Regions from separate parts of the Homo sapiens genome. Here all the other regions are linked to region 1. The links are chromatin loops, found by intact Hi-C in ENCODE. Cell type or tissue: Calu3. All regions are shown on one strand.

Region 1 (8,000 bases):
GCTTTTGTATTTTAATCTTTAAGCATTTTCAACTACTAAATAACAATGACACGCAAGTCCCAGATTATGGTTTTTTTCTCCTGGTCTAACCAATACTATCTTCCAGCAGACATAGTGACTCCATATATTTTGTCAGTAGTCATTGGACTACAGAGGTACAAGTTTTGCTTCACAAATTAAAGATCTACACTCTAATTTTCAAGACTTATGATACATAAGAGGGAATGAAGCTTACAAGCAATATAAGATTATAACTCCCTATTCCAATATGTTTTATTTTTCACCATTCCAAATTGTTCATACCCCCCAATGCAGCCCCAGCCAGATGGAATACAGGATAAGCAGATAAATTAAAAGTACCAAAAAAGATAAGACCATCTATCCTCCCTTCTCCAGCACCTCAGGTCATAGCTGATGAACGTAGTTAGAGTGGGGGCATTCAAATTTTATGAAATTATCCCTACACACAAAGGCCTTCTCAGCATCCAGTGTGACCCAAAGCAAAGTTGCTAAGTCCCTGGGGATTCCTGTGTACCTTTTTCAGGTCAGGTCTTTTACCAAAGAAAGGAGTCCAGATATCTTAATTACGTACAAATTATGGACGCATCTACATGTCCCTGGCAATGCCTTCTCCTGCCAGGTTAGCCAAAGTATGCTATCATACAATATTCTCAGAATTGTTTTCCAGTTGTCTGTGTCTATCCATAGTCCTGCTGTAGGCATAGCGCCACTCTAGATTAGAACAGTTTATGAGGAGGCCTGTCTTCCCAGCTGGGTGATAAGTGCCACAGGACCAGAATCAATGCTTAATGCATGGACTTAACCCTGTGTCTCTTCTAGTGCTTAGTGCACAATAAGCAGTCATTATTCATTCATTCATTCAAATTATTGACCAGCACTTTACTGTGTCCTAGATCCACAGAGAGGAAACTTCTCTATCCCCAATCTCTAGAAGTCAGCTAAACTATTAAGAAAAATAGATGCATAAAGCATGATTGCAAATGACCAATATAATAGCAGTCTCACAATATAATTTTAACTTTTAATACTAAAAAACCTGCACCTAGTATACTGATAGCAACAGGAGGCAGCCAAATGCCTAGGCAGATAGGGGCAGGTACCTGGTGAAATGCCACCTCCAAGCCAAAGACAGTTTAAAGCCTGAAAGCCAAGGTCCAAGTTAAATCCTCAGACCGGATTGAGAACTTGTCTTCCTGTTTGGCGCACTTTCCTCTGATTCATCCCCACCCTTCACCTATTTTACATATACCTACCCTTTCCTAGTTGGGTTTCTATACTGTCGTGTCTACCTTTGAGTGACACCTTCACTTTAGCCTTTTTTGCATACTCACAAACCAGTCAGCACACACTTCCATCCTGTGCCTATAAAGACCACAGACTCAGTTGGTAGAGGGGAGAGACGGCCTGACTTTGGGGAAGAGTCGGCCTGACTTTGGAGAAGAGACAACCTGACTTTGGGGAAGATGACCTGCCCTTCCTGGCCCCTCTCCAACTGCCCTCTCTGCTGAGAGCCAATTTCATTACTCAATAAAATTCTCCTCCTTCACCATCCTTCAATAATCCATGTGACCTCATTCTTCTTGGATGCTGGACAAGAGCTTGGGACCCACCGATTGTGGGAACCCAGGAAAGACTGTCACACTGGCCCTTTGCCCTCTCCAGTGGAGGGCAGCTGCCCCACATGATGAGGCAAGGGGCCAACTGAGCTGCTAAGACACTGCCATCCATCAGGCTGAGGATGGTGGAACTCAGGAAGCATTGTAACACCCCCTCTGGGGCTTTAGGGTCATAGGCACTTGGGCACCATTGCATTCTCCTCAAGGTGACACACCTGGTCTGGCCACGGGCCCCACATGGAGCTTGCTCCTGTGTCAGTGCCCAGTGTGTCTCGCCAGATCCCGCACTCACTTGCCCACGTGCTTCCTCCCACAAGGGGTTAAGCACAGCAGGCCGAGTAGACAGGGTGCCCCTCTGTGAGTCCAGTGAAGAGGCTGAGAAACATCCTGTGTCAGTACAAGCTCAGTTATGAAAAATCATGCATGAAAGGCAAAACAGAATATAAAATGCTAAAAAGTTGTTATTTCAGGTTTTCAAGATTATGGGCCATGTTTCTTTTCATGTAAAAATATTTCTACAATGTTTAGGTTTTCTAGCATAAACACATATTATCTTTGCAGTAAGATGAAAATATATGAAAAATAAAATTGTCATAATGTAAGCAGGGATGTATATAAAAACCTAGAGAACTATAAATTGTTCAGAATTATTGACATAGATGGGAGGAAACATCAGGTGTCAGGAAATGCTATAGAACAATTAGAATTGCCTTCATCTGGACATCTTTAAATTGTCAACTATTTACGATAAATCCACTTACTAGCCTATTGGAATAATTTCTTGGAAAATTTACCCTCTCTAGCCAGGTCTTATAAAACCAGACAAGCTAGAATATCTCATCAAATTGCTTTACTGAATGGATAAATATACTATAGCCATCTTACCTGAAAACTTCCCTACACTGGAGAGCAACTAGCCATCACTGTGATACCTCCAGTAACCTAGTTCAAATTTATATTTCCTAAATTCCTGCTTGCCCAGGATCTAGATAGAGTCAGACAACCTTCACCAGGAAGGTTAAGCAAATCACCTAAAACTTGGGGTTCATAAAGATGACAAGCTATGAGGCACCCACTAGTACAAGCATACAAGCATTCTCACCTCATTTCTAGAGCAGGACAATCCTTTCAAACTTTTAAGTCCAGACAAATAAACAATGCAAACATCCTTTGGCTCTAAAGTGAGGAAACTGACATGAAAAAAAAAATCTAAATAGCATAGAGATAACCCTTCCCAGTACTCCATTGAAAATATTTAAAATTCCCTGATTTCTCACAAATCACCCTAAAGAACTGACTCAAGTAACCAAACACTACTTGTTCCCCAATAACCTATGGAAATTAAAAAACAAATAAATAATTTTAAAAATAAAAAATAAATTTCCCTGATTTCAAAATAGTGATTTACATGCCATAATTTTGCCTAAGTTTGCCAATTAGGAAAGCCAGAAGAGTTAGGGCTTAAGAAGCTGAAATTGTGCAACTATTGTTCATGTCTAAGACGTATTGTAAATCTGAATGCATCTGTGGAGATCCATGTTTACATTGTGTGGTTTCCCTTACAGGCAGCTAGGGTCCTTTGCTATGTTTTACTGAGAAGGATCAACTTCCAATTAATAGCTTAATGCACACCTAAACTTATCCTGGATAATAAGTAGTGTGAATAATTTGCAATTAACTAAAGCCTTTGAATGGCATATTCCTTGAACTTTGTACTCTGAGATTGGTTCGGAATTTATTGAGACGAATGTCTCATCAAGACTGTAATTTCATATTTAGTCTCCAGATGTCACTGTCTGCATTATTTATTTCAGCCCACTTGGAAACACACACACACACACACACACACACACACACACACACACACACACAACGGAATTAACAGAGCTTCTCAACATCAGTTCTCTGAGTAGACAGAGGTCCAGCTAGTTTAACTCGATCAGCTGGCTTAACATTTTCTTGTTTTCCAGCAAAGCAATAACTCAGACTACTGTTAAGAGTGAAAATGTCTCTTATATACTTAGTCTGTCAGCAATGAACCTTTTGACTTTAATTAAATAACTTGGGTCTGACAACATAATGGAGGAATTATATGTGGGCATTACAGCATCATGCATATCATTCACATGGCTTTTTACAGTCTCATTTCCTTCACTGAAAAGGAGAAACAGCTCAAGTGCATGCTGGCCAGTGAATCAACATGCAGAGATTCTTGGGAGAACTTGTAGTAGATTCATTTCTAAGGCCCTTTAGGGAAAGAAACTTCATCCTCCAGATCCCAGGGACTTAGGTTTCTGATATGTGTCATAGAGAGAAGAGAGCTCTGTCATAGAGAACTGTAGAAATGTGTATCTCTAAATTGGATCAAGGAGCCGTTGTGACTCTCGATTCCTGACTTGAATGATAATTAGGAGAGAATATATATGTGGAACAGCCTTAATTTTTTTCACTAGCATGTGATATTTTGGATAACAAATTGGGTGGCCCTCCTTATGCTCATTAGTATTTAGTAATAATTCTCTTTCCTAGGTAAAGTGTGGGGTATTCTCTCTCTCTCTGTCTGTCTCTCTCTCTCTCTTTTTAAGGTAGTAATGCACAAGAGAAGTAGTGATAGCTGACCACGTCTGGATGTGACGGCCCAGAGTCAGGCAAACTCACATCCAGACCACTGTCATCAGACCTTGCTCTTAGCTATCCTCTAACATGGAAACAGCTCAGATTCACCATACATATTTTACCCAGGCAGAGCCTGGAAAAGTATAAAGTATTTTCTCTTTTATGATTCCCAAATGAGGAAATAGACAGAACTTGCCTAAGAATCTCCATGTCACCTATTGAACCTGAATACCCAAAGGATCTCATTTCTTTCTTTTTTTTTTTTTTTGAGACAGAGTTTTGCTCTTGTCCTCCAGGCTGGAGTGCAATGGCACCATCTCAGCTCACTGCAACCTCCGCCTCCTGAGCTCAAGTGATTCTCCTGCCTCAGCCTCTCAAGTAGCAGGGATTACAGGCACCCACCACCACACGCGACTAATTTTTTTTTCTTTGTATTTTTAGTAGAGACGAGGTTTCACCGTGTTGGCCAGGCTTGTCTCGAACTCCTGACCTCAGGTAATCTGCCTGCCTCAGCCTCCCAAAGTGCTGGGATTACAGGCATGAGCCACTGCGCCCAGCCGGGATCTCATTTCCACCAACCAAAAATGTCATTGTTTGGGGGGAAAAAATAGCTTATACAATGAATGACCATTCCCACCTCCACCCCCGAAAGAACACGATGCCTGAGTCAAATTTCAAAAGCAAGAGACCTGAATGGACCACAATCAAAAGATGGTGGGAGGGACACGATCATGTACAAGACAGGCATTGTGGACAGGAAGAGGATGAGCAGTAGCATGCCCAGGTAGAAGTTATTTGATCTGGAAGCTTTGAAGACCCTGGCCTCAGGAACATTGCAGCACATAACGGCCCAGCACTGGAAGTACATGGATGTATGGAGTCGAAGGATATTGATGCCTGGGAGGCTGGGAGCAAAGAAGGAGCCCATCCTAGAAAGAAAACAGAACTCTGCTCAGTTTTGAGTCTTTACTCCATAACAAAGTCACACTGCACCTGTTTATTTGACATCATGCTTCTTTTCCAAAGGCAGAAAATACACTGCCACTTTCAACCAGACAAACCCTTTTCATAAAGAAACTGCACTTATCTATTTCCAACTTCTAAACACATTTTGCCACTTTCCCCATTATTGTAGGAATTGCATATCATAATTATTTCATAGAAAGGATGCTGTAACTAACTATACCTACTATCATTAGTGAATTTAAACTACAACAGAGTAAACAATATTTACAATTGTTTTACTTCTTTCTTCTAATTCTAAAATAAACTTTCCCCAACACTTATATCATTGACTAATACACCTATAAATATAACTTGTTAAAAATAATTAACCCTTAAAGTCACTTCTTCTACTCAAAAAAACTGTACATTTGCATTAATCACTTCTGTCATGAATAATTAGTTTTTGCTTAATGACAGGAGGTCAAGGTTGCAGTGGGCCACGACTGTACAAATGAAAAAAGTTTTTTGCTTAATGAAAGAAAAAAATTAAAATAAATTTTCTCTTTCTGATGTTGATCATTTTCTCTTTGTAGGTGATATGGTGTTTTAAAGCCAATTGCAATGATGTGTTTGTGCCTCCTAAAATAGGGTTTTATTGAAAATTTATAACTAGCTTATAGGTTTTTGAGATGAAAATTCCACACATTTATTTAAATTTAGTTTATCTGTTTACTTTCTTACTTTAGCTTGTCTTGGGAATTCTCTGCTTTGTGCATCTGAGTTTTTATAAGCATTTTAAAATACTACTTTTAGGTGGGAACAACTTAGGTGTGGTCACTTTTACTTGATGGCTTAGTTGATTATTTCAACAAAATAAGTTTCACTCTTCTTGGATGAGAAAATTCATTAGCACCATAAATCAATATAAATAGCAATTTATTATTTCAAAATCAAAAAGAAGATATATGTGCACTTATTTTAAAAATGTAAGGGGAGCCCTGTCTTTTAAACTGTCCTATCTATAATGAAGCCCTCAACATTTATAGCTAGGTTTAGCATTTTGTACTCCCTGAATAGTTGTTTAGCCAATCCAACGTAAATTTGGTTCATTATAGAGACATTTTTAATTTAGATGAAGAAATTAGTTTCCACTATAATTGAACTTTTGCCAACCCAAAGTTAACTCATTTATTTGAAAAGTGGAATATTGTCACAATTTGGGCTGTCTTGTTGACAAGATTTCGGACAATAGATACGAATGATATTTTACCATAATGAATTGAACAAAGACTTTGTAGGAAGTTAAACTATTTTTTTCTAATGAGAAGACAGATTTTAAAACAATACAGTATACTTTTGTTACAGGACAGCAAGAGAGAGGGAACGCCAAAAAAGTGAGCAAGTAAGCAAGTGATAGTCCCAGCTAATGGGTTAGAATTGCAAAGCACTAGATTATACTCCCCAATACCAATACATGTTGATGTAATACACTTTGAGTCTTCCTAAAAATCAGGTGGTGACATCACTTGTTTTGGCCAATAAAGTATGAATAGAAATTAGGTCCTTACTGCTGGGTAGAAACTTTAAAAGTCCTGTGTGGTTTTCCTTCTCTTCATTCTCTGCTAGTGTGATAGCAATGTTTCAGATGGATCCTATTCCATCAGTCTGGGTCTCTAAAGTGAAGGTAAGTTCTAAGAGCAAAGCTCTTCTTCCACCCCACATTGAACATGTTCCTTTTATGAGCTGCTACGATTTTGAGGTTGTTTCATTGCTGCATAACCTGATCAATTCTAAAATATAATTTTGCACGTAATTCAAAATCGAGACTTGCCTAAAACCACATATATTTGTACCTATATACGTGCACATTGTTTGTATGTATATGCTTATTATTTGTGTATACATCTATAAATAAATTTCAAAATTTCAAAATAAGTATCACAAAGACATTTTAAACAAATAACTCAAGAGCCATAAGCTAGAAAAATAAGTCCTGGCATAATAATATCCGAATGTTAATGCTCATCCTATCTTTACTCATGCATTACTAATCAGCTCGGCTCACTAAGTCCCTTACCCAGGCATGATCCCATCATCTGTCAGTAAAAATCATTGTAACACTTTAGCCTTATAAAATTCTTTTCTTCCTGGAAGATCAAAGAAAATGAAAGCTTCTTTTATTTAACTCTCCTTATTACATCAGCGACATGTACATGTCAGGTAAATTATTCACATCTGATCAACTGAGAAAGTGAAGAAAAAAAGGTGATAAACCTGGCGGGAGAGTACCCAGTGAAGCAGTGTTGGAGCAATGTCCAAAACTCATTTTCTCTCTCACTGTGTGTTCTCTGCCATTTCTCAATATCCTGCTATGATAAAGATATTCTGTGCTTTCATCATTTAAAAATATTAGCACAGAAACTATCATGTGTATTTCAAAAAATAAGTGCGTAAATAAAGGTTACTAATCATTCAACCAAATCATAGCAAAATGGATTTTATCTATAAATGTTGATGTTAACAACATCTGCGTAAATAACCTCCACTACTCAGCGATTCCTAAAGGAGTAATTCAATATCTCCAGTCACAAGCCAATGGAATTGAATAAAACATCCCCGTACATTTTTAATTGTTTCTGTAGAAAATGGTTAAGCTCAGGCATTATATCCTCATGCTTCATAAAATAATGGAACGATTGTGTGTGAGGACCTTTGTGCAGAGTCAGCCTACTAATTTTACATTACACCTGCCCCACACCTCCCTCTACATGACATCCCCCTCCCTCATCAGCCTCCTAGGGT
Region 2 (8,000 bases), 780 kb after region 1:
GATTAGACGCCCCTATGAAGATGGCTAATGTGTGATAGGATATGCAAGTTTGAAGCCCAGGGGAGAGATCTGGCTGGAGAGAGAGATATTTGAGATCCATCAGTAAAATCTACGCTTGAAAACGCCTTTAAACTCAATGAGACCACCTAAGGAATGAGTGAAGGAAAGAGGGATTAGGACTAAGCCCTGGGGCCCTGAGAAATTAAGGGGTAGAATAGAAAAGGATCATGGGAGCCTCTGCACTGGGGAGGTCCACCAAATACAGGCTGGAGAACATGTTGAAAGAGGCTTCCCACAGAATCTGCTACCGCAGCTGAAGTGGTTGGTAAGAAAAGGTGCTTGGAAGTGAGGCCAAGGAACAAAGTCCGGCTAGTTGGATTTTAGTCCCTATGGAACTGACACTAGGCATTGGGGCATATGGGTTTGAAGCTCAACAGGGAAATCCTGGCTTGAGATAGATTCAGGCATCTGGCACATAGGTGCAAAAAATGAGGTTAGAATGAAGAGTGAGAAAAGAGAAGAGACCACGACAGAACTTTTAGCAGGACATACATTAAAGGGAGTGGGTAGAAAATGAGAAAGAAATCTGTGAAGGATCAATTCCAGATGATTGCAAAAAAAGGAACATATTTTGAGATGCAGCAAATGCAAAGATGCTATGCCTCAACCCTGAGGATATGTTGAATAAAGTCTGTGTCATGAGAACAGAGGCACTGGAGCACAAACAAAAAAAAAGACCAAGGCTAGCAGTTTAATTCCACCGTTTATTAACTGTGTGACCCTGAACACATTACCCAACATTTTAAACTTTAATTTTCTTACTTGTGAAACATGGTCAACAGTGCGTCACTGAGCCTTGCAGAATATCCGGTACATGACCAGTATTCATCACCTCATTCTCTTCCTTCTTCCTCTTGGCTTTAACGTTTGAATCATGCTAACAGGATAGGATACAAGAAGCAGCAATACTAAAAGTAGGAGTCTCCAGGGGGAGTGAGGCTCTTGTGGTTAGAAGAGGCTATATCGGCCGGGCGCGGTGGCTCATGTGTGTAATCCCAGCATTTTGGGAGGCCAAGGTGTGCGGATCACAAGGTCAGGAGATCGAGACCATCCTGGCTAACATGGTGAAACCCTGTCTCTACTAAAAATACAAAAAAAGTAGCTGGGTGTGGTGGCAGGTGCCTGTAGTCCCAGCTGCTTGGGAGGCTGAGGCAGGAGAATGGGGTGAACTCGGGAGGCAGAGCTTGCAGTGAGCCAAGATCGCGCTACTGCACTCCAGCCTGGGTGACAGAGCGAGACTCTGTCTCAAAAAAAAAAAAAAAAAGAATAACTAGTGTCGGTGGAACTAGTGTGGCCCTTCAGGAAGGGCAGGACTCAGGTCTGTGTTTCGCAAACATTCAGAGCCATTAGACCAGTCAGTGAAGCTTAATAAAATGCAAGTTTTCAACACCCACCCCCATGTAGTCATGAGGCTGGGCAGAGGGCCAGGTGATTCTGCTAAAAGTAGTTCTCAGACCGCACGTGAAAGAGACGCTAATGTAGACACATGGAAAAAAAAAAAGAGTGCACCACCAAGAGTGCAGCGTGTTCTTGGGGTGAGATATAGGAATGTACACGGATTTATGATCTAAGCAGAGGGCTCATGTGAAAAGTCACAGGATGTAAATGAGAACAATGAGGCCCAATAAAAAAACTCTGGAATTGTGGATAAGAATGAGAAAGCAGTGAGTGTACACATGGCTTTGGTTTTAAAGATCTCCATTTCATTTTATGACTAGGAAGAGTCATAGAAGAAGAAAAAGCCATGGAGAAAGAGAGAAGCAGACAGATGTACTGGAAGGAGAATGAAAAGACAATGGAAAGGAGCAGGGGAACACTTAGGGAAATGCCTTGCCACCAAAGAGCCATGTGACCTTGGGCAAGGACCAAATGTCACTCCCTTCCCTTCCACCGTCTGCAAAGACAGGCTTGGTTAATATTCCCTGAGATCCTTGCAAGCACCCGCTTCCCATGGTTCTCAACAGTGGGAGTTGGGGAATGTAGGGGAAGTTGTCCATGAACTTTGATGGGAAAAAAAAATACTATTCCTTTATTTTCGCCCATTTCTAACTGAAACATAGCTTTTCCTTCCATAATGCATAAAAGCAGCAAGCCATGAAAATATTAGAAGTACCTGTGACTTTGTTACCAAAAAAATAGCAATAAGTTTGTTTTTGGGTTTTTGTTTGTTGTTGAGACAGAGTCTCGCTCTGTAGCCCAGGCTGGAGTGCAGTGGTGCAATCTCGGCTCACTGCAAGCTCCACCTCCCTGGTTCACGCCATTCTCCTGCCTCAGCCTCCCGAGTAGCTGGGACTACAGGCACCCGCCACCATGCCCAGCTAATTTTTTGCATTTTTAGTAGAGACGGGGTTTCACTGTGTTAGCCAGGATGGTCTCGATCTGCTGACCTCGTGGTCTGCCCGCCTCAGCCTCCTAAAGTGCTGGGATTACAGGTGTGAGCCACCACACCCGGCCAATAAGTTTGTTTTATCACAGTTGTGCAGATACCTCCAAATATCATTTATGCTCACCAACACTTGAAAGTTACAGTAGTTATTATAGGCAACACTTTATCTTATTTAATACATTATTAAAGAAGCACATGTATTATATCTTTTAAAAATATTTTTATATTTCTTGGTAATCATATACATACTATTTTATGTATAGGACTATTATTATAGTGGGAGCCTTTAGAATGAAGATTCAAAAATACAGGGGACATTGTCCATTTTATTGCTTAGGTCCAATACAGTATGGACTATGTGGAAATATGATTAGACAAAAATGGAATGATCTAATGCCGATAGACTGAGTAAGGCCTGTCTGTCTAGATTCTTCTTGGCTTCTCTGTGCAGTATTCTTTCCTTCTGTATATGGGGCAGGATCATCTCTGAAATGGGGGTCTTATGACCAAGAGTCAAACAAGATAAGCCAAATAATTTCTTTATGGCCAGTTTTTATACAGAAAGGCAGAGGGGTAGATTAGAGTAATATTTTTAGGTTTTATGACTAGCTTTAGGGAAAAGGAGTTCTGGTTTCACATAACCCAGGGGTCCCCAATGCCAGGGCCACTGACCGATACTGGTCCATGGCCTGTTAGGAACCGGGCCACACAGCAGGAGGTGAGTGTGGGTGATCAGGCATTAGCGCCTGAGCTCTGCCTCTTGTCAGATCAGTGGTGGCATTAGATTGTCGCAGGAGGCCAAACCCTATTGTGAACTGCACATGGGAGGGATCTAGGTCGCGTGCTCCTTATGAGAATCTACATAATGCCTAATAGTCTGAGATGGAACAGTTTCATCCTGAAACCATCCCCACCTCACTCCGTGGGAAAATTGTCTTCCATGAAACTAGTCCCGGTCCCTGGTGCCAAAAAGACTGGGGACCGCTGCTGTAACCCATGTTGGGGAAGAGGGATGTTCGTTTCCTTGGCTGGCCTCAGGGGAGAATGTGACTGAGAGATAGGAGGGCAGGAGAGTGACAGAGAAAAACTTCTGCTTCTGAGGTCTCCATTTTGGGGTATTATTTTCTGAGCCCCAACATATGTGATCCTTCCACATCGTTTCTAACATGGCAGCTTCCAGGTAGCCTGGCTCCTCACATGGTAGCTCGGGGTTTTTAAGTGAGGGTCCTGAGAGAGAGGAAGCCGTACAGAAACTGCACCGTGTTTATGACTGAGTCTTGAAAGTCATATATGTCACTTTCACTGTGCTCTGTTAGTTGAGGCAGTCAGGAAGCCCTGCCCAGGCTCACAGGGAGAGTACCTAGACTCTACCCCTTGTCGGGGAAGTACTAAGCTTCTGGGAAACATATGACCCAAAATGTGTTTAGGGCCATTTCTATGAAATACGGTCCGCTACACGGTCATCTATGGGGCAGATGGTCCCAGGCATAACCAAGGTTCACTCCCTTCTGGATGCTCAGCCTACCCTGAATTTCACTCACAGCTCAACCTTGTCTTCGAATGCCAATCACCCGTTCTCGTTCTCATCCTGCCTGCAGAGCGCATCCAGCCTGTTTCCCAGCTTATTTATGTTGTGTTTTGATCTTGAGCATTTGAAACGTTCTGTTGCAATGATCCCATCTCCAGCTCACTCTCCCTATTTCTCTTTCTGGTAGAACCAAAGTGGGCCTGTTTGAATCTCACCAGCGCATCCCATATTCTAGCTGTCTGAATTATATTTACCTGAACAACTGGCCCTCCCTGCTGAGAACGCGCTAACCTCTGGATCTCGGGCCTGAGGCTTCCCCTAAGCCCTTCAGCACATCCTTTGCCTTCCCGACGCGATTCCCTGAGTGCTTCTGCCATCTGGTGGCCAATTGTGGTAACTGCACTCTACAGTCCAAGCTGATAGTTGCCCTGGCTCTTTTCCTGGACCTATCAGGCCAAGATGTTCTACTTACTGTCTCTTTAAGTCCTGTAATCCCAGCACTTTGGGAGGCTGAGGCGGGAGGATCGCTTGAGCCCAGGAGTTCGAGACCAGCCTGGGCAACATAGCGAGATCCCATCTCTACCAAAAAACAAAATTTAGCTGGGCATGGAGGTGAGCGCTTGTAATCCTAGCTACTCAATAACACGGCCTGTGAAGGAGGTTAGCAGTCTGACTGAGGAGGACAAAGTGTAAAATGTAGGTTAAAAAATAAGGAGTGAAGATGAGGGAAGATGATTCCTGAGTCCTAGTAAATTCACCTGACCCAGTAGGCTACATAGCTCTTAAGTTCAAAAAACAAGTGGGAATTGTGTTTGCACTGTTGAGGACCACAGCTGGATTCTATCCTAGCCACCCAGCTGACTAGCTTGGCAAGTTGCCTAACTTCTCTCATCAACATTGTTGTGATTGTAATATTTACTCATGTAATTGTTCTGATAATTAAATAAAATGCCTTATGAAAGGCCAGACGCGTTGGCTCATGCCTGTAATCCCAGCACTTTGGGAGACCAAAGCCGGCGGATCACTTGAGGTCAGGAGTTGGAGACAAGCCTGGCCAAACTGGTGAAACCCTGTGTCTACTAAAAATGAAAATAAAAATAAATTAGCCAGGTGTGGTGGTGCATGCTTGTAATCCTGGCTACTTGGGAGGTTGAGTTGGGAGGATTGCTTGAACCTGGGAGACGGAGGTTGCAGTGAGCCGAGATTATGCCACTGTACCCCAGCCTGGGCAACAGAGTGAGACTCTATAAAAAAAAAAAAAAAAGTACCTTATGGAAAACACCTAACCCAGGAACTCGTTTCTTGTGAGGACTTGCTGCCTGGTTCACAGATGTTGGCTTCTTACTGTGTCCTCACATGATAGAAAGGGCTAGCCAGTTCTCTGGGGTCTCTTTTATAAAGGCACTAATCCCCTTCATTACCTAATCACTTCCCAAAGGCCCCACCTTCTCATACCATGACCTTGGACGCTGGGTTTTAACATGTGAATTTTCAGGAGACACAAACATCTGTACTATAGCAATCCACATGTCACCAATCTTCTAATATTGCTAGTTTCACACCCTTGGTCAACAAACCATGCCATCCTCCCCTAGCCGGAAGTCTATGCATATCTGAATCTCGGGCCACTTCTTCCATACACAGTGAACAACCAAGTGTGCCGGTTGCAGCTCTGTCCACTGAGAGGATTTCCCCCACACTCTGTCCTTAAGGTCAATACTGAATGAGACTATAATGTGGCAACTGTCCATTTTCTCCTTCCCTTCATATGCTAAGCCAAACCATCTGTGAACCAGATGCAAGAGTTTTCCTCTTCCACCACTGGATCATCCAGAAGCTGTTGTAAGGCCATGTGTGTGAACTGAGGAAGAGGCATTAGTGCCACAAAAGTGACATACCCTCTGGAGCTGCTTGGGCCTGATCCTTATGAACGATTTTTCATCATACAATAAATTACGAAAGTTCCTTATGATTCAGTGGTTATGACGATGCCCCATCCGTGGTGAGCATCTCCATTCTCATCGCCACTTGACAACCTATAGTTAGATACTCAGTCTCTACAATGGCACAATAACCCTCATCGAGCTTCTTTTCCTATAGTGCATGGTTCTCTGCTTCAGAAGGCATGACTGTATCCAGAATACTGTGGGTCTCTGCTGTGCCTCCCCTATTGGAGCTTGCCGGAGACTGAGCAGCATCCTTTCCACCATGGGTACCTCTAGCACCATTAGGCCTGCTGGGTCATTTAGCACAAGACTCAGGGCAGACTGCAGCACGACTCTAACCTGCTATAAAGTCCTTTCTTGCCCTGGTCTCCACTCAAAATTGGCTGCATCTGAAATCCAAAGATGCTGAACAACCACTAATCCTCTTTGTGGTGGAGGGTACACGATGCTATGATTTCTTTCTCTCCTGGAGATATGTGGGTGTCCCAGCATATCTCTAACAACTGGGCCCCTAATAACTTCACCAATACAGCAGCCCCCTGAATCTTTTTCATTTTATCTTGGACCCCATATGTCTAACTAGAACATCCACAGTCTTTGCTACTTTCTGTTCCCCAGATCCAATTAACATAATATCAATGAGGTAACAGACCATCATGATATGCTGCAAAATGTCAAGATGATCAAGGATCATGAAGACTATTTTATTTCAGAAATTAGGATGCTTAATACAACCTTGATCCAATTCAGTGAAGGTACATTACTATACTTCCCACATTAATGTGAACTCTTTTGCTCACCTTTACTGACAGAATGGGGGGAAAAGTATTCTCCAGGTTAATAACCAAATACCAAGTACCAGACCTGTTACAGTAAAGATGCCACATATAGTGGAGCAGCTATAATTGGGGCCATTTGTATAAATCTATGGTAGTCCACCTTTATTGCTACAGCCCATTTGGTTTTTACAGGGGTCGTGCAATTGAATTGAACAGGGATATGATGGCTCTCCTTTAAACTTTGCAGCTGAAATCCTGTATCCAACAGCCCTAGACAGGGTTCACAATAGAAACTTCCCCAGCATGTAGTTCTGTTTGGGGGAGAATTAGAGGACCACGTATTATATATACTTGCTGGAGAGCTGTAGAATCCTCCCTCCAAGGACCCACAGTCCTTTTTTTTTTTTTTTTTTTTTTTTTGAGATGGAGTCTCATGCTGTCGCCCAGGCTGGAGTGCAGTGGCACGATCTCGGCTCACTGCAAACTCTGCCTCCCAGGTTCACGCCATTCTCCTGCCTCAGCCTCCCGAGTAGCTGGGAGTACAGGCGCCCGCCACCATGCCCAGCTAATTTTTTGTATTTTTAGTAGAGACGGGGTTTCACCGTGTTAGCCAGGATGGTCTCAATCTCCTGACCTCGTGATCTGCCCGCCTTGGCCTCCCAAAGTGCTGGGATTACAGGCGTGAGCCACCGCGCCCAGCCCCATAGTCCCTTCTAAGTGGACTTTGGGTCTGAAAATTACTCGAATATGAAAACAAGGATAGAGAGAATTTATAGTGGTAACTAACATCAGTCTTTCTCTCATCATTTCTTTTTTTTTTTTTCTGGCTATAACTCAAGCATCACCCTAGTTGGCTACCCATCTGCCTCACCTCTAAGAACACCAAACTCTGTGAACCATCATTATAGACTCTTGCAGGTCAAGGTGCTCTACTTGACACTCCACGCTTACTGTTAATTATGATAATTTTGTCTCCATGCATCTGATGCAGATGCTTAAGCACTGCCACTGGTCTCTGTCATTCTGAAATCTTACTGTTCCCATTGACACCAGAAAAGAGATCAGTTTTGCAATACCACCTAAGATTATCAGCCCTAACCTACAGAGGACAGACACCCCTGAGCTGTCAGTGATTCTGGCGCCCCTCACCAGCACATTCCTTATCTCTTTGATAAAAAGAGTACCCCTGGGCCCTCTTTGAAAACCTAGTCGGCAATAAGTAGTCTTATGCAATAAATCCATTCTATCACGCCGTCTTCTCTGAGCCTACTAACCTCCTCCTCTGTACATCTCCACCTCCT
Region 3 (8,000 bases), 620 kb after region 1:
AGACATAAAATGAATGAAAAATAGCATCCTTTGATGAATAGGACAGGATGTCATATCTTGAAAGAGGAACAGGTTATTATAAATAGTAAGAGTGAGTTAATGATTTACAAAACTGGCCCATACCATTTCCTAAGAATGTAGTGTGAAAGAAAAGTTTAGAGACATGAAAACAGAACAGAAGTTTCAATATTTTTCTAATAGTAATTATCAAAAGGAAGAATAGATTGAAGAGAGGAATATACTCAGAAAGAGAGAGAAAGAGAAAGAGAAATAACAGAATTCCTAGAAACAGAAGGAAGACAGAAGTTCTCTTATTGAAAGAACTATGTATTAAAGAGAATGAATTGAAGAATTAAACTGAGAATGAATTGGGATGATCAACAATTACAATTTCAGAATATCAGGAATGAAGAAAAAAATCTCAAAGGCCAGAAAATTAACTAGAAAGAAATGAGAATCACATTGATGTCAGCACATTGGATGCTGATAGATAAATAATTTCAAATAGAATTCTCTCTACAGCTAAGGCATTGTTCAAGAGTCAAAAAAAAAAAGTAAAGCCATTTTTGATAATTCTAGGTTTTAGAATGTTTATCACTCACCTGATTGGAAAGAATTGTCAGAGGATATATTCCAACAAAAATGAATGAAGACAGGGATCCAAGTAGCAAAATAAAAAGCAAAGCTCATTGTTAAATTATAATTATAATAATTATTATTATTGAGATGGAGTCTCACTCTGTCACCCAGACTAGAGTGCAATGGTGCACCTTGGCTCACTGCAACCTCCACCTCCTGGGTTCAAGAGATTCTCCCACCTCAGCCTCCTGAGTAGCTGGGATTACAGGCACCCGCCACCATGCCTGGCTAATTTTTGTATTTTTAGTAGAGGCGGGGTCTCACCATGTTGGCCAGGCTGGTCTTGAACTCCTGACCTCAGGTGATCCGTCCGCCTAGGCCTCTCAAAGTGCTGGGATTACAGGCATGAGCCACCGTGCCCGGCCCTCATTGTTAAATTAAGTGCAGATGTTAAAATAAAAAACTGGAATTAAATTGAGATAATTTTTTTAAATTAAACTTAAAAGTTAAATATTATCTTAAATATAGTATACACGGCAAAAAAAAATGGAACTAAAATCTCAGATGATATAACATAGGACGTAGCAAAAAAGGTAGGGATGAAGAAGGGAACAGAATGAAAATGTTCTTGTCTTACCATATGGGAGAATATGCAGCAAAAGAATAGAAGTGTTCAAGACTTTTAACAACTTCATCTCATAGAGATAGAAAAAAATGTCAAATCAACAGAGAAAATGCAGTCTTCTTTTAAAAAATCGCAGAATAATCATAAAAATTAACCTTTTATTAGGTCATAAATCTCAGCTATCCCCAAGAAAAATGACACATTACATTTACTAACCAAACTAAAATAAAACTCAAAATTAAAACGGATATGTAATCTAAATTTTTCTAAATTTTCAAAATTTTAAGCACCTTTCTACAATCTTGACTTAAAGATGAAATTGAAACGGAAAGCTGGGGTTATTTAGAAGCACTACACAAACACTGATAGTAAGCCCCTTCCTCAGTGTCAGGCCCAAACCAGGAGGTACAGGGCTTATATGGGAGAAGATTTTAGTGAATGAGAAATTGAAACTTCAAATTGGACTGTGTTAAAGCAAGCTAAATTTGGCCTGAGCATGCTTCTCAACTTTGAGTTTATAAGGAACTGCAACCTAACTTAGTTTATCAACTCACTGAAAGCCTGATTAGTAATATGCTTTTGTAACAAATAGCTGAGTCTCAGCCAATCACAGCAGCTGAGCTCTAGCCAGTCACAGGTGCCAAGTGATTAGAACAAGTTTGAATAAGGCAAACCCAGAGCTGTAACAATCAAGCTGTTGCTATACCTCACTTCCATTTTCTGTCTTAAATGCTGCCTGCCCACCTTGCTGGGCAGAGTCCTCTGAACCTTTCCTGGTTCTGAGAGCTGCCTGATTCTGGAATCGTTCTTTGCTCAATTTACTCTGTTAAATTTAATTTGTGTGAAGTTTTTCTTTCCACAACTAGAATGAACTGAAAACACTAGAAAGTTCAGGAAGTGCCCTAATTACAGTAAAGGGACAGGACAGGGAGACCCCTGAGAAAGGGAAGAAGGAAGGGAGGAAGGAAACCCAAAGCTACTACTGTTTATTCCCACTGAGCTCATCCCACTGAGTAGGCTACGTGGCTAGTTAACACATCTCCACACCCTTAAACAGATGTCAGCCATACCCTCAGTGCCTCCAACTTAAAAGTTTGTGGGCCCACACTCATTCATTATCAGACACATAAGAAAGAACATAGGATATGTGCTCCGCAATTTTTTTTTTTTTTTTTTTTTTGAGACAGAGTCTCACTCTGTCACCCAGGCTAGAGTGTAGTGGCCTGATCTTGGCTCACTACAACCTCCTCCTCCGGGTTCAGGCGATTCTCATGCCTCAGCCTCCTGAGTAGCTGAGATTACAGGCACATGCCACCACACCCAGCTAATTTTTGTATTTTTAGTAGAGACAGGGTTTTGCCATGTTGGCCAGGCTGGTCTCAAACTCCTGACTTCAGGTGATCCACCCACCTTGGTCTCCCAAAGTGCTAGGATTACAGGCCTGACATCAAATACTTAAACCACCATCACACTCGGCCTGACATCAAATACTTAAACAAATCTCTGATGTCAGAAATAATTTATATGGAGTACTGCCTGAAAAATATATAGTCTTTGATACTCTACCTCTCTAAACATAAAAGAATGATCTATCTGGACTTCTTGATAGTATAGAATCTTTACAATATATATTTTGGCAGCATAGTGTCTATCCACACTAAGGAATATTGAGATTAATTTTCTTAAGTTTCAGTATGAAGCATAGATATGCTTTACCTTAACAAATGTGTTTTTTAATCATAAAAGCAGTGTAAATTTCAGAACTGATTTCCCTCTTTGGGTCAGGTTCTAGAAATCTAAAGCCAAATTCATGACAAACTAACAAATGCATGGACCCCCACAGTAGACATTGTTTTCTTGGTTTTATTTTACTTTTCCTTCCCCCTTTTTTTTCTTTGCCTTGATATCATGACTCATTTTCTTTTGTTGTATACTACGCAATTTTCAGCTATCTCACATCTTTTTTAGAACAATGTGAGGCATAAATAAATTTTGAGAATAAAGATTTGGTGTGGTTAACACCATTCATTAACACAATGCACCAGCTACTTTATACATAGCTTTAGTCCTTCTCAGCTTTTCTAGTGTCATGTGGTGCATGCTAAATATGTAAGATCCACAATTGCACTGAATTTATAATTACGTGAGGCAAGTGTATAAATGTTAGCACTTGCTCGGCCGGGCGCGGTGGCTCATGCCTGTAATCCTGACACTTTGGGAGGCCGAGGTGGGTGGATCATGAGGTCAGGAGTTCAAGACCAGCCTGAGCAATATGGTGAAACCCCGTCTCTACTAAAAATAGAAAAATTAGCTGGGTGTGGTGGCAGGTGCCTGTAATCTCAGCTACTTGGGAGGCTGAGGCAGGAGAATCACTTGAATCTGGGCAGCAGAGGTTGCAGTGAGCCGAGATCATGCCACTGCACTCCAGCTTGGGTGACAAAGTGAGACTCTGTCTCCAAAAAAAAGAAGAAAAAAAAAAAGCACTTGCTTTTACTCTCTAAGACTGGAATGATGCAAGACCAAAAAAACTGGCAAGATGGTTAGGTCAGTTGATGTGGAAGGCTTATAATACTGCCACCACCACATGTAGTGAACACCTTAGGAGGAATCAATGGGTCCCACAAAAATCCATGAGTGTTCAGACCAAGTGCGCTGAACACCAGGACATAATGATCAGACAAGGCAGCATTTGCGCTTTAGCTCCTTTACTGCAGAAACTGTTTCTAATTCCTGAGTAGATTCTGGTTCTGGGCACAGGATTGGAGTAAGAAAGGAACTGATTTTCCTGAAAGAGGAGAAGGAAGGACACTTTCAGAGCCTTCAACATATGGCTGGTACACACTACTGCCACTGTTCAATGACTGTACTAGCCCCAGAGTTCCCTCTAGTGGTGTCAGTGCTCAAGTCACATTACCACGTGCCATGCAATATGGGACCATCCTATTTTCCTTCCTTGCAAAGCTCCCAGAATAACATGATATTCCTTCTAACAGTAATTTAAATATTTAATTTTAAATTTCCTTGGGCATTTTTAAAGCAAACAAATAGAGCTCCCACCATGTGCTAGGCACTATTCTAAGAACTTCACAAATATTAACTTGCTTAATTATCATGAGAATCCTGTGAAATAGGTACTATCATGATCTCTATTTTTTACAGATGGGAAAAGTGAGTCACATAACTTTGCAAAGGTCACATAATGAATCCATATGGTCCTCAGAACAGCATTATGGATTAGCAGGAGTAGGGAAATACACATATTCATTAAACCCAGATTTGGTAAAGTAAAACACAGAAAGTAAAAGAGTAACGTAAACCCACCAGATTGGGGTTTTGGAAACTTGGATTCAAATTCTCTCTTTGCCACTGACTAGCTGTGTAGGTGAGGTGGTCACAAACTCACTGGACTGTGAAAAAGAAACTTAAAAATTCTCTATGGCCCATCTTAGGCTTAACTGCTTATGCTTTATAATTTAAATCTGTCCTAGGAAACTGATATTTCTATAGATGACCAAACAGAATACCACACTCACACACAAGATACTTACGACAACTCTGGTATATACTTCTTCTGCAAAGTCGATGTTCTGGAATCTGTGTTCTGCAGGAAATGTGTACTTGGTCAGCCACTCCAAGAGTGGCAGGTCTATGCTACTTCCAGCAAAGGAATACTGAGAGGCATGGATGTGTGTATCAACCAGCCCAGGCATGAAGAACTCACTGGAAATTAAGATGAGAATAAAAGTATTTAATAATATCTTCAGTCATTTCCCATATTTTTAAATCACATTTTTTCCCAAGCATGATTTCACTGTTCACCCACACAGGTTTATAGGTAATGCAATCAGACAACTGTAAATTCTCCAATTATTTAGAGGTCAGGACATAAAAATGAAGCTCTGCTAGGAGAGATATAGCTTCTAGGTTGGAATGGCTGGTCGGGGTTAACCAGTGATGACGAAGGGAGGGAAAAACACAGCATTGAGCAGAAGCAAAGCAGTGGTGGCACAAGAAAGGACGGGAACTCTGATTTAATCCCATGACTTTGTTCTCACAACTGATAGTTGTAGGTCAGAGATCAAGAATGGAAGAGGAGGCCTTTAAAACTTCTAGAGCCGTGCTGAGCAATGTGCACACCAGTCACTAAGGGCAACTAAAGGTGAGAAACAGACTGGCTGCAATTTTAGACTCAGCAGTCATCTTGATCTTGTCTGACTACAAGAAACCTAGTCTTTTCCCACGTGTTACAGAAACTGAGTTCTGAAATAGAAGCAGCAAGAGCAAGCTGGTTAGGGACAGGCGATCTCAGGAGATGGACCACAAACGGGCAGTGGTGTAAGTAGTGAAGCGAAGAGGGAGTTACATATGATGCTGTGACAACCATGCTCAGGATGCTTGTGATCACTAATGCTACCACCATGATCCACCAATTAATATTCATATTTCTATTAATTCTTATAATTAGAAAGTCCTGGAAAGTGTTCAGAGGCACTACCCACAGAATTGAGGCAGTATGGTGCTAACAGACACTTCATGCTTTTCTAAAGAGCTAATGCAGTTCACCACAGTCACTATTAAGTATCCAACCTCATCCAAACAGATATTTGCCAAAAGATGGGACCCTCTACTGCCACCATTATCCTAGGTAAGTATTCAATCACATAAGCAACTTGAACTTGAAACCTAACATTACAAATAATTCCTCATGCTATCAAATCAAATGTATACATACCACCTAACTGTAAGCCAAATAAAGCCATGAGTAACTCTAAATGCTTTATTTTAAAACAAGAGCAAGGAATGGCAGACTCAGTGGTCATCTTGATCTTGTCTGACTACAAGAAAGCCTCTACATCGCATGGAAAAGACTAGCTTTTTTGTAGTCAGTTATTATAATAATGATGGTGACAGCAGCTAATGTTTCCTGAATATGTACATTCACTAGGCACTGGCACAGCGTTCTACATACATCATCTCATCTGTGGGCAGCAGTTGAGTTAAAGTGTATACATTCTGGTTTTGGCCTGCTAAGATCTGAAATCAGGTTTGACCATAAATCAGCAGTTAGATATTTGACATATTAAAAAAAAAAAAAAATTCTGTGTGACTCAGTTTCCCCTTATGTAAAATGGAGATAGTAGTAGCATCATAGGGCTGTCATGAGGATGTATTTAGTGTGTGTAAGAACAATGCCTAGATAATGGAAAGCATCAATAAATGTTATGGATGATGATGATGATGATGTAATGTTCACAAGAAACTTAGTAAGTATGAGAGTACTGTTACCCTCCTTTACATAAGGGTAAGCTAAAGCTCAGGGAATTTATGTAGCTTGAAAAAAAGTAACTGTTAACTAGTCAGCTTTGGCGCTGAGATTCAAACCCAGGCAGTTTGTCTGTAGGTTCAGTACTCTCGGTCACTACGTTCCACGTGATGGAATTGTTAATTCACTGACTATGGAAATAAAGAACTGTGACAAATTTTTAAGGACGTCAAGAAGGCAGCATTAAGTGGGCCTATAATGTGGGAAGCACTCTGAAAGGGAGGGTGGAATATGGATTTCTCTCAGGTATCAGTCACTGATCTCTCTACAATGTCAGTCCTTTGGGTCTTTGCTTTCTCTCCCGTCATAAAACGGAATAGCAGTGTAACTTCCTCATGCAGTTAAATTGTTTAACCAAATAATATTTCCCAATGTCTACTATATTTAGGAAACCGCCAAGCCCTGTGGAGAGTCCAGAGAAAAATAAGGCATATTGTCGTCAAAGACTTTATAATCTAGTTGAGGAGGTTACGGGTGAATGAGGGAGACAGAGAGGAGGAGGAAGAAAAATGAGGAGAAAGAAAAAGGAGAGGAGGAGAAGAGGAAAAGGACGAGAAAGGAGGAGGAGAAGGAGAAAAAGAGGAGGAGGAGGAAGAGGAGGAGGGAAGAAGAAGAGCAAGAAAAGGAAGAAGAAGGAGAAGGGAGAAGAGGCAGAAGAAAAGAAGGAGAGGAGGCTGGGCACGGTGGCTCACGCCTGTAATCCCAGCACTTTGGGAGGCCAAGGCGGGCAGATCACGAGGTCAGGAGATCGAGACCATCCTGGCTAACACGGTGAAACCCCATCTCTACTAAAAATACAAAAATTAGCCAGGCGTGGTGGCAGGCGCCTGTAGTCCCAGCTACTCGGGCGGCTGAGGCAGGAGAATGGCGTGAACACGGGAGGCGGAGCTTGAGGTGAGCAGAGATCATGCCACTGCACTCCAGCCTGGGTGACAGAGCGAGACTCCATCTCAAAAAAAAAAAAAAAAAAAAAGAAAGGATTCAGATTTGAGGGTCTTATATAGGTAACTCTAGAAGTTGGCGATGCCAGAGTTCTCTGTGGAAGGAAGAACAAACCAACATCTTAAGCAGCACCTTCGACTTCAGGAGTAAGACTGAGAAAGAAAAGATCAGGATCAATCTTGGCAGAGTTATTGTCAGGAGGGTAGAGGGAACCCAGGACAGAGAGGTGTCAGGGACAGTAAAGAAGAGACATTCAAGAAGGAGCAGGGCAGTGACTAGTGCCAAAAACTGCAAGGGTCAAAAATGCATGGCCTCAGGAATAATCCTAAGACCCCCAATTTTGGAAAGATTTAGCTCTTCCTTTAAAAAGTAGTCACTGAGTCTCTAGAATGTTTTTGTTACTGCACTAAGTGCTAAAAAGAGAGTGTTTGAGAAAGTCCTGTGCAGATGGAGAGCGCCCTTTTAAAATATTTGGTAGTGAAAGTTAGGATGAAGAAGAGTTCAAGTCACTTTATGTTTTTCATGTAGGAG
Region 4 (8,000 bases), 540 kb after region 1:
GGTCAACATAGTGAGACCCCATCTCCACAAAAAATAAAAAGTTAGTGTGGTGGTGCACACATTTAGTCCTAGCTACTCAGGAGGCTGAGATGGGAGGATCACTTGAGCCCAGGAGTTTAAGGCTGCAGTGAGCTATGATCATGCCACTGCACTCCAGCCTGGGTGACAGAGAGAGACTCTATCTCTAAAATAAAACAAAATAGGCAAAGGATTTCAACATAAATTTCTCTGAAAAAATGATAAGCAAATGGCCAATAAGTACATGAAAAGATGCTCAATATCATTGGTCATTAAAGAAATACAAATCAAAACCACCAAGAGATACCACTTCACATCCCTAGGATGACTATAATTAAAAAAAAAAAAAAGCCCAGTGGCTCATGTCTGTAATCCCAGCACTTTTGGGAGGCTGAGCCAGGCAGATCACCTGGCGTTAACAGTGACCTTGAGCAGCATTGGTAGTGGTTTTGGCAGCATCGCTGGGAGTGCAGCCTTCTGAATTTCTGCTCAGCAGAACCAGCAGGTCCCACAGCAGCAGCAGTCCCATCTCTAGCAGTTGAACACCAAGTGTGGGGTTATGAGCTCCAGCTCACAGCTTCATCATCACTTTCCTTCTTTTGCTCCTTCAGCCTTTTCCCTTTGGAGCCAATGTGCTGCATTAAGTCCCTCTCTCTTGACATCTCTACAGCAGTGTCTATTTTTCTGACCAGACACTCTACAATACACTTCCTTTTTAAACTATAAGTTTCAGCCTAAAGCAGGACCAGATGACATCTGGGGAAAAGCAAAGTTAAATCAAGTTCAACATTTTAATTTGTTTTGGAGTAGATATTCTAATTTATGAATTAACTATGTTTGCCTTGTAAAGTGACAGTAGGTCTCGATGTTGTGTAAGAGTGAGCTGTTAAGTCATGGGCCTACCAAGGGCTAGGAAAATCACCTTTATGGAATAATTTTACAGGAATAGTGGGAGGCTACTTTAAAATTGTGTTTTGATTGTGTCATGAGCCATGCTTTTGTAACATACTGTTTATATATGTAGACATGTGTGTTGAAGAAGTGGTCTGTCTTAATGATCAAAGTGAGAGAGCAGAGTCTAAGAGTGTGTAGTCACCAGGCTCTAAGATGGCCCCCAATGGCCTCTTTGTATTCATGAGCTTGTAAAATGCCCTCCCATATTGAATAGGGCTGACTTGTGTAATTGATAGGATATTCTGGGGGGAAAAATACACTGCAGCTTCTGCCTTGCTCTCTTGTGGATCCCTGGCTCTGAAGAAGGTCAGCTGCCTCATCATGAAGACTTTCAAGTAGGTTACGGAGATGTCCATTTGATAACAAAGTGAGGCCTCCTGCCAATCGTCATGTGAGTGAGATCCTCCAGCTTCTGTAGAGACAATGACAGCCCTGGCAAACATCTTAAAGAGATCTCGAACCAAAATCACCCAGCTAAGTTCCCCTTGGATTCCCGATCCACAGATAGTATGTGAGATAATAAATGATTATTGTTTTAGGTCTCTGAATTTTGAGCTAATTTGTTATGCAGCAGTAGCTAACTAATACAGGATAAGAGAAGAGAGGCATTGGCTCTAGGTATAGGAGACAGAGCAGAGCACACAAGGATTAGGTCCTGGCCCTGCCACATGGTGGCTATTGATCCGATTCACATCTATACAAACTGGTAAATTGAGTGTACCTGGTGAGCCCTATGGGATAGCCTGCTGTAAGTGATAATGTCAAGGGAGACCTTGATGCACTCTAGACAAGTAGAGAGGTGGATCAAGCTTATATCGGAGACTATCTTCAGAGTCCTTCTGCTACTTTGTAACTCCTCCCTGACTCCCAAGAGACATTTCGACTTACCCTCTCCTGGTGTACTGCTGCTCCTCCTTTCTTTATCTAGCTTGATAAACCACTTCACATCAACACACTCTGAGAGTTGGCTGTGAGCAAGGCCCTCAAAGATCAACAAACCACTATTCCTCTCCTGAAAGAGCCTTCCATTTATAGACTACTTTGTGTTGGGAATATATTGCATTTGCCTCTAAACTCAAAGTTAGAGGTTAATTGCAGTCTCTTTCAGCGGGACCTGAGATTCTGCATCTCCAGGAAGCTCCCAGGTGATGTTGCTCCTCCTGGTCCTGAGACCACACTATGAGTACAAGGAACTAAGGGACTCTGCAGGTGTAGGAATAAAAGATAGAACAGGGTACCCAACAAATGCATGCACTCTCAGGATGAAGGGAATTCAGTGACTCAAATCAAACTGCGTGTATAGATTCTGGTTCAACTTAGGTCCAAGATTTGTCACAGCCACCATGAATAAAACCTGCAGCATGACTTGGTCTTGTGTGTCCCTTGCCTGGGAGGCTTTCACAGAGAAATAGGTAGGATAACAAGGGGGCAAAAAAAGTTCCATTTTGTTCAGTGCATAGATCAAATATTCCAGGTTGGAAAGGACTTTCAAAGTCTTCTTCAGTCACCTAACCTGTGGTTGAATCACCCCCATGTCATCCCTACCAAGTCATTGTTCAAGCTGTGTTCAGATACTTGCAGTGATGATAAACTCACCCTTCCCAAGACAGTCCATTTCTTGTTTGGGCAGCTGTGATTGCAGAAAATTCTGTAGAACAAATAACATTGTTTTGTCTCCAAGTTACCAATGACTTTCTGAATGTTACCTTTAGAGTCATTTAAAACACATTTGTAGGCCTTTATATATTGAAAGATGGCTCCCTAATCTGTATCAAATTTTCCTTTCTACAGGTTAAATATCACCAGTTTCTTTACCTGATGCTGCTTTGTCATGCAGCTTGGTCTCAGATGATTCTTAGATGGTCCCAATGAACATATTCCAGTGTTTTCATTGGAAAGAAGAGACTCTAGATGAAGCGGGGATACAAGCAAAATTTAAAGGCAATTTTCTAGCCATAATGAGAGATATGTGTTTAAAATTCAGGATACTGAGTTCTAGAGGGTTCTAGCCACATTGGGTGAGGGCCATGCTTACTCTACACTCCCACGAAGTATACTTAGCTTTAGGCTCCTTTTACCTGAAATATGTAGGCCCAGGTGACCTCTTCTCTCAGGTAACTGTTTCTCAAAACCATGTCCTCAGAACACCTGGATTAGAATCACCTGGGGTCCTCTTAGAAATGCTGATTCATGAGTCTCACCTTAGTCCTATGAAATCAACAGCTTTTGTGGTAGGGACAGCGGAAGCTACTTTATTTTTTCTTGAGACAGAGGCTCGCTCTGTCCCCCAGGCTGGCGTGCAGTGGCGAGATCTCGGCTCATTGCAAGCTCCACTTCCCAGGTTCCGTCATTCTCCTGCCTCAGCCTCCCCAGTAGCTGGGACTACAGACGCCCGCCACCACGCCCGGCTAATTTTTTGTATTTTTAGTAGAGACGGGGTTTCACCGTGTTAGCCAGGATGGTCTGGATCTCCTGACCTTGTGATCTGCCCGCCTCGGCCTCCCAAAGTGCTGGGATTACAGGCAAGAGCCACGCGCCCGGCCAGAAGTTACATTTAAACAAACTGCCCAGGTGGTTCTGCTGAATATGAAGGGGGAGAACCATGGTTCTAGCCTGTACTCTCGGATCTCTGCTTGTCTTGCTCTTTATTGCACCAACTGAATGGGAATAATAGGAAAGCTCAACAAAGAAAAATGTCAACTGCTTCAGGAATTCTAAGAGGGAGAGCGAGGAACAGAAAAAGAAGGAGAACAAAAAGGAGGAGGAAAAGAAAAACTTTCATTCCTTTTCTTATAACCCAAGATCCCCCTTCCCTAATGTTGTAGCTCCTGCAGGTACTTAAAATTTGGCCTCAGCTGCAGCAGCCTGCGGGTGTTGGCGTAAAGGACCTCGCGCTCCCTCTAGAGGCCGACAGTAATAAGGGCAGGGAGAACTGAAGGGTAGTTGAAAGTGAGGTGAAAAGAGACGCTTGTTAACTAACTCCCTTGGCATCATTCACTCTACAGTCTTCTAGCACATCAGTTCTCAAAGTGTGGCCTGGGGAACCCAAAGAAGGGTCCACAAAGTCAAAACTATTTTCATGATAATATAAAAATTTGCCTTTTTTATTCTCATTATGAATATAGAGATTTCCAGAGGCCACATGACATGCTGCACTCCCAACAGATGGAATATAGAAGCAGATATGAGAATCCAAGCTTTTTTTTTATTAAACCAGGCATTAAAGTTATTTAAAAACAATGTAGCTGAGCGCGGTGGCTCATGCCTGTAATCCCAGCACTTTGGGAGGCCAAGGAGGGTGGATCATTTGAGGTCAGGAGTTCGAGACCAGCCTGACCACATGGTGAAACCCCGTCTCTACTAAAAACACACAAAAAATTAGCCGTGCATGGTAGTGCATGCCTGTAGTTCCAGCTACTCAGGAGGCTGAGGCAGGAGAATAGCTTGAACCTGGGAGGTGGAGGTTGCAGTGAGCCAAGATCACACCACTACACTCCAGCCTGGGTGACAGAGTAAGACTCTGTCACAAAAAATAAATAAATAAATAAAAAATAACAGAAAAAAAAGCTGCTGTTCTAGTTTTTTGAAAATATAGCTATTTCTCATTTTTAAAAAATGTTATTTATATTAACATATAATAGGTTTGTTATTACTTTTAAGTGAATGAATTAAACTTTTTGTTTTAACTTCTAATACAGTAAATATCTAAATATAATCGACATGAACAAAAACTCTGGGCTCCTCAATAATTTATTTTTTTGAGACGGAGTCTCTGTCGCCCAGGCTGGAGTGCAGTGGTGTGATCTTGGCTCACTGCAAGCTCCACCTCCCGGGTTCACGCCATTCTCCTGCCTCAGCCTCCCAAGTAGCTGGGACTATAGGCGCCTGCCACCACACCTGGCTAATTTCTTTGTATTTTTAGTAGAGATGGGGTTTCACCATGTTAGTCAGGATGGTCTCGATCTTCTGACCTTATGATTCACCCGCCTCAGCCTCCCAAAGTGCTGGGATTACAGGCGTGAGCCACCGCACCCGGCTCCTCAATAATTTTTAAGAGAGGTGAGGGGTTCTAAGTTTAAAAAGTCTGAGAATCACTGTCTTCAAACTTGGCTGCCCATTGGAATCAACATAGGAAGCTTGAAAAAAATACTGGTGCCTGGATTCCACGCCCAGAGATCCCTATATAATTGTTCTGGTGTTTAGCCAGGGTATTGAGAAGTTTTTAAGCTCTCAGGTGGTTCTAATGAGCAGCCAAGGCTAAGAACCACAGCGCTCGTCTAAGGATATTATGGATGTCAAAACAAACACGGCCATGGCTAAGGATGGAGAAAGCAAATATGGTCCATAACAGCAAATACAGACAGAAGAGCAGGAAAGAGTGGACTATCATGTTACCCCAAAAGTACAACAGGACAAAGGAGATATTTTGTAGCTCTAGTAATCAGACAAAAAGTTTTTCTCCTGCCAAGGATGTTGGATTTATTCATACACCACTGCTTCACCAGCTGGGGAAAAGGAAACTAGGTTAAAATGCCACCTAGGTGAGGATTTGAGCAGTTTGGGAGACATAAAGTAATAAAATCTGTCCACACAGCCAGACCTCAAACATAGGAATCAAACCAAAGAAATATGCAGAATGCTCTTCTGGTTCCAAAGAGTCCTGGTGAAAGCTAGGGGTGTGGGTTAGGGAGGGAGATTCAGACCCATCAGGAAACCCACCAGGGTGTGAGGGACACAGGTGAATTTTTATAGCCTCCAGCCTCTCTCAGAGGATCAATTCTTAGCATGACAAGCAGGTGCCAGGGGTGGAGGAAGTAGAGCTAAGTCCTTGGGCTTCAACTGGGTCCAGAGCTACGAAAGTGAAAGGGGTGATGATCAGACAACAGCTTTCAAACTGAAAGAGCTATCAAGCTTTCAGATAACCTGCTGCCCTTCAAAAACTTAAATGTTGCATTAGGATTTTCTACTCAGATGTTACGCCCAGATTAGGCTTTGAAACTAAACATTCAATTCAGTTAAACAATCAGCTGTACACTAATTTACAATCATGGCAGCTACTATGAAGATGGTCTGTCTCTGGGTGGAAAGAAGATAAAAGAAAAGAGAAGCTCATAACAATAGTGATAACTAATATTTATTGAGTATTTACTATACCAGGTAATGTATTAAGAACTTTATATGCAGTCTGGGCACAGTGGCTCATGCCTGTAATCCCAGCACTTTGGGAGGCCGAGGCGGGAGGATCATGAGCTCAGGAGATAGAGACTATACTGGTCAACATGGGGAAACCCCGTCTCTACTAAAAATACAAAAATTAGCTAGGCGTGGTGTTGCGTGCCTGTAATCCCAGCTGAGGCAGGAGAATCGCTTGAACCTGGGAGGCAGAGGTTGCAGTGAGCCGAGATTGCACTGCTGCACTCCAGCCTGGTGACAGAGCGAGACACCATCTCAAAAAAAAAAAAAAAAGAACTTTATATGCGTTATCTCATTTAATCCTCTCAAGAACTTGGTGGCTAGGAAATTGAGGCTAGGTGGCAGCTTGCCTACAAGATGACCACAAAGAATCTTGTTTCCCTGGAATTCACACCTTCACATAGCCTCTTCCACATTGAATCAGGTCTGGTCTGTGTGATCAATGGTATATGAAAGAAGTGACAGTGTGTGACTTCCAAGGCCACATCATAAAATGCATTGTGTATTCCATTTTTATCTCTTGGATCACTTGTTTTGGAGGAAGCTGGCCGCTGTATTGCTAGGACAATCAAACAGCCCTGTGGAGAGGCTCATGTGGAGAGGAGCTGAGGCCTAAGGCCAAAAGCCAACATTAACTTGCTAGCCACATTAGTGAGTCACCTTAGAGAGGGATCCCCCAGCCTCAGACAAGCCTTCAGATGATCACAGCCCCTGCAAACATCTAACAGCTACCTATGAAAAACCTAGAGCCATAACTGCCCAGACAAGCTGCTCCCAAATTCCTGACCCACAAGAACTTTTTTCTTTTTCAGCGTTCCTGAGAGAACTGAGCCCACACTGCCCATGGCAGTAACCCTGATAATGTACCCTTCCTTATATTGATTTTCTCCTTCCCTGCTCATTCTTCCAGTTCCCTTTCTCCTGTTTCCTGGGATCGCCTCCCATGTTCTACACCTGAGTTCTTTTCTCAGGCTCTGTTTTTGGGGAGAACCCAAACTAACACAAACATCATGAGAAGTGTGCCTTTTTAACAGATTCAGATGATCTCCTGCTAAAAGCGTATTAAACAAGGAGTTTAAATTTAGAGAACGAGTTCATCCCTATAAGGTTTTGTTGTTGTTGCTGTTTTTCCTGGCTACCAAGAAAATAGATTTAGAGATTCCTGAAAACTTCACCCAAATTGATACGCATGACTCAGTTTGATTTCATCGGTGTTTGTTACAATTTTCTTTTTTCTTTTTCTTTTTGTTTTTTAGAGACAGGGTGTCACTATGTTGCCCAGGTTGGTCATGAACTCTTAAACTCAAGCGATCCTCCAATCTCAGCCTCCTGAGTCACTGAGATTGCAGGCACAGACCACTGAACTTGTCTTTTATTGGCAATTTTCAACCATGAGTTTTTCCCACCTGCAGATTCTGACCTTGGAACTTTATTGTTAATAAAATTTCTCCCAACTTCAAGGGCAGCTGCCCTGACAATTGGGCTTTTGGCCAGCATGGCCTGTCTAGTCTTCCTGGAGTAAATTTTGACCAGAAACCAGAAATAATCAAGCTTTTAAAGAACAATTTCTAAAGAAAGACTGGCTATTTATTGACTCTTTTCTTGGGTCACCATAAAATCTTTCTTTGACTCTTAGCCAAGTCATGAATATTCTCTTGACGTCCTTGGTATCCCAGTTTTGGTCTGTGTAAAATATTACTGAACATAAAGATTTCCAGGGGAAGCTGTTGAAAATCATATTAAGATACACATAGCCGGCCCTACTTAAAAGCTGGATTGCATTGAGTAAAGTGAGCACAGATACTTTCCAACAGTCTGTCTCCAAAGGTTCTCAC

Evidence for each region. A loop is a pair of places that touch in the nucleus more often than their neighbours do. Peaks named below come from ENCODE experiments on the same cell type or tissue, not always from the same donor. Only the 100,000 strongest peaks of a DNase experiment are listed, where the experiment ranks them.
Region 2: it touches region 1 in a loop (10-fold over the local background); 55 of 110 quality-filtered maps call a loop at or near these places.
Region 3: it touches region 1 in a loop (3-fold over the local background); 9 of 110 quality-filtered maps call a loop at or near these places.
Region 4: it touches region 1 in a loop (14-fold over the local background); 100 of 110 quality-filtered maps call a loop at or near these places.

What each region holds. Positions count from the first base shown.
Region 1 is chr9:72,818,024-72,826,023 of GRCh38, reverse strand. TMC1 (transmembrane channel like 1) reads right to left here. Exons shown (of 24, transcript NM_138691.3): 20 at 4,943-5,182. Among named protein-coding and RNA genes, the nearest start is that of LINC01474, 52 kb to the left of the region's middle. In Calu3, no CTCF peak of the experiment used is centred here; a DNase peak (open chromatin) is centred at 3,483.
Region 2 is chr9:72,035,493-72,043,492 of GRCh38, reverse strand. LOC101927108 (a long non-coding RNA gene) reads right to left here. Exons shown (of 5, transcript XR_001746719.1): 2 at 7,974-8,000. Among named protein-coding and RNA genes, the nearest start is that of C9orf57, 21 kb to the left of the region's middle. In Calu3, a CTCF peak has its summit at 4,361 (motif pointing left); DNase peaks (open chromatin) are centred at 1,482 and 4,332.
Region 3 is chr9:72,199,495-72,207,494 of GRCh38, reverse strand. It overlaps GDA (guanine deaminase), which reads right to left. Exons shown (of 14, transcript NM_004293.5): 3 at 4,753-4,924. Among named protein-coding and RNA genes, the nearest start is that of GDA, 54 kb to the right of the region's middle. RefSeq lists a silencer at 4,006-4,165. In Calu3, CTCF peaks have their summits at 3,880 and 4,081 (motif pointing left); a DNase peak (open chromatin) is centred at 4,084.
Region 4 is chr9:72,276,979-72,284,978 of GRCh38, reverse strand. No RefSeq gene overlaps it. Among named protein-coding and RNA genes, the nearest start is that of LINC01504, 24 kb to the left of the region's middle. In Calu3, a CTCF peak has its summit at 3,856 (motif pointing left); a DNase peak (open chromatin) is centred at 3,858.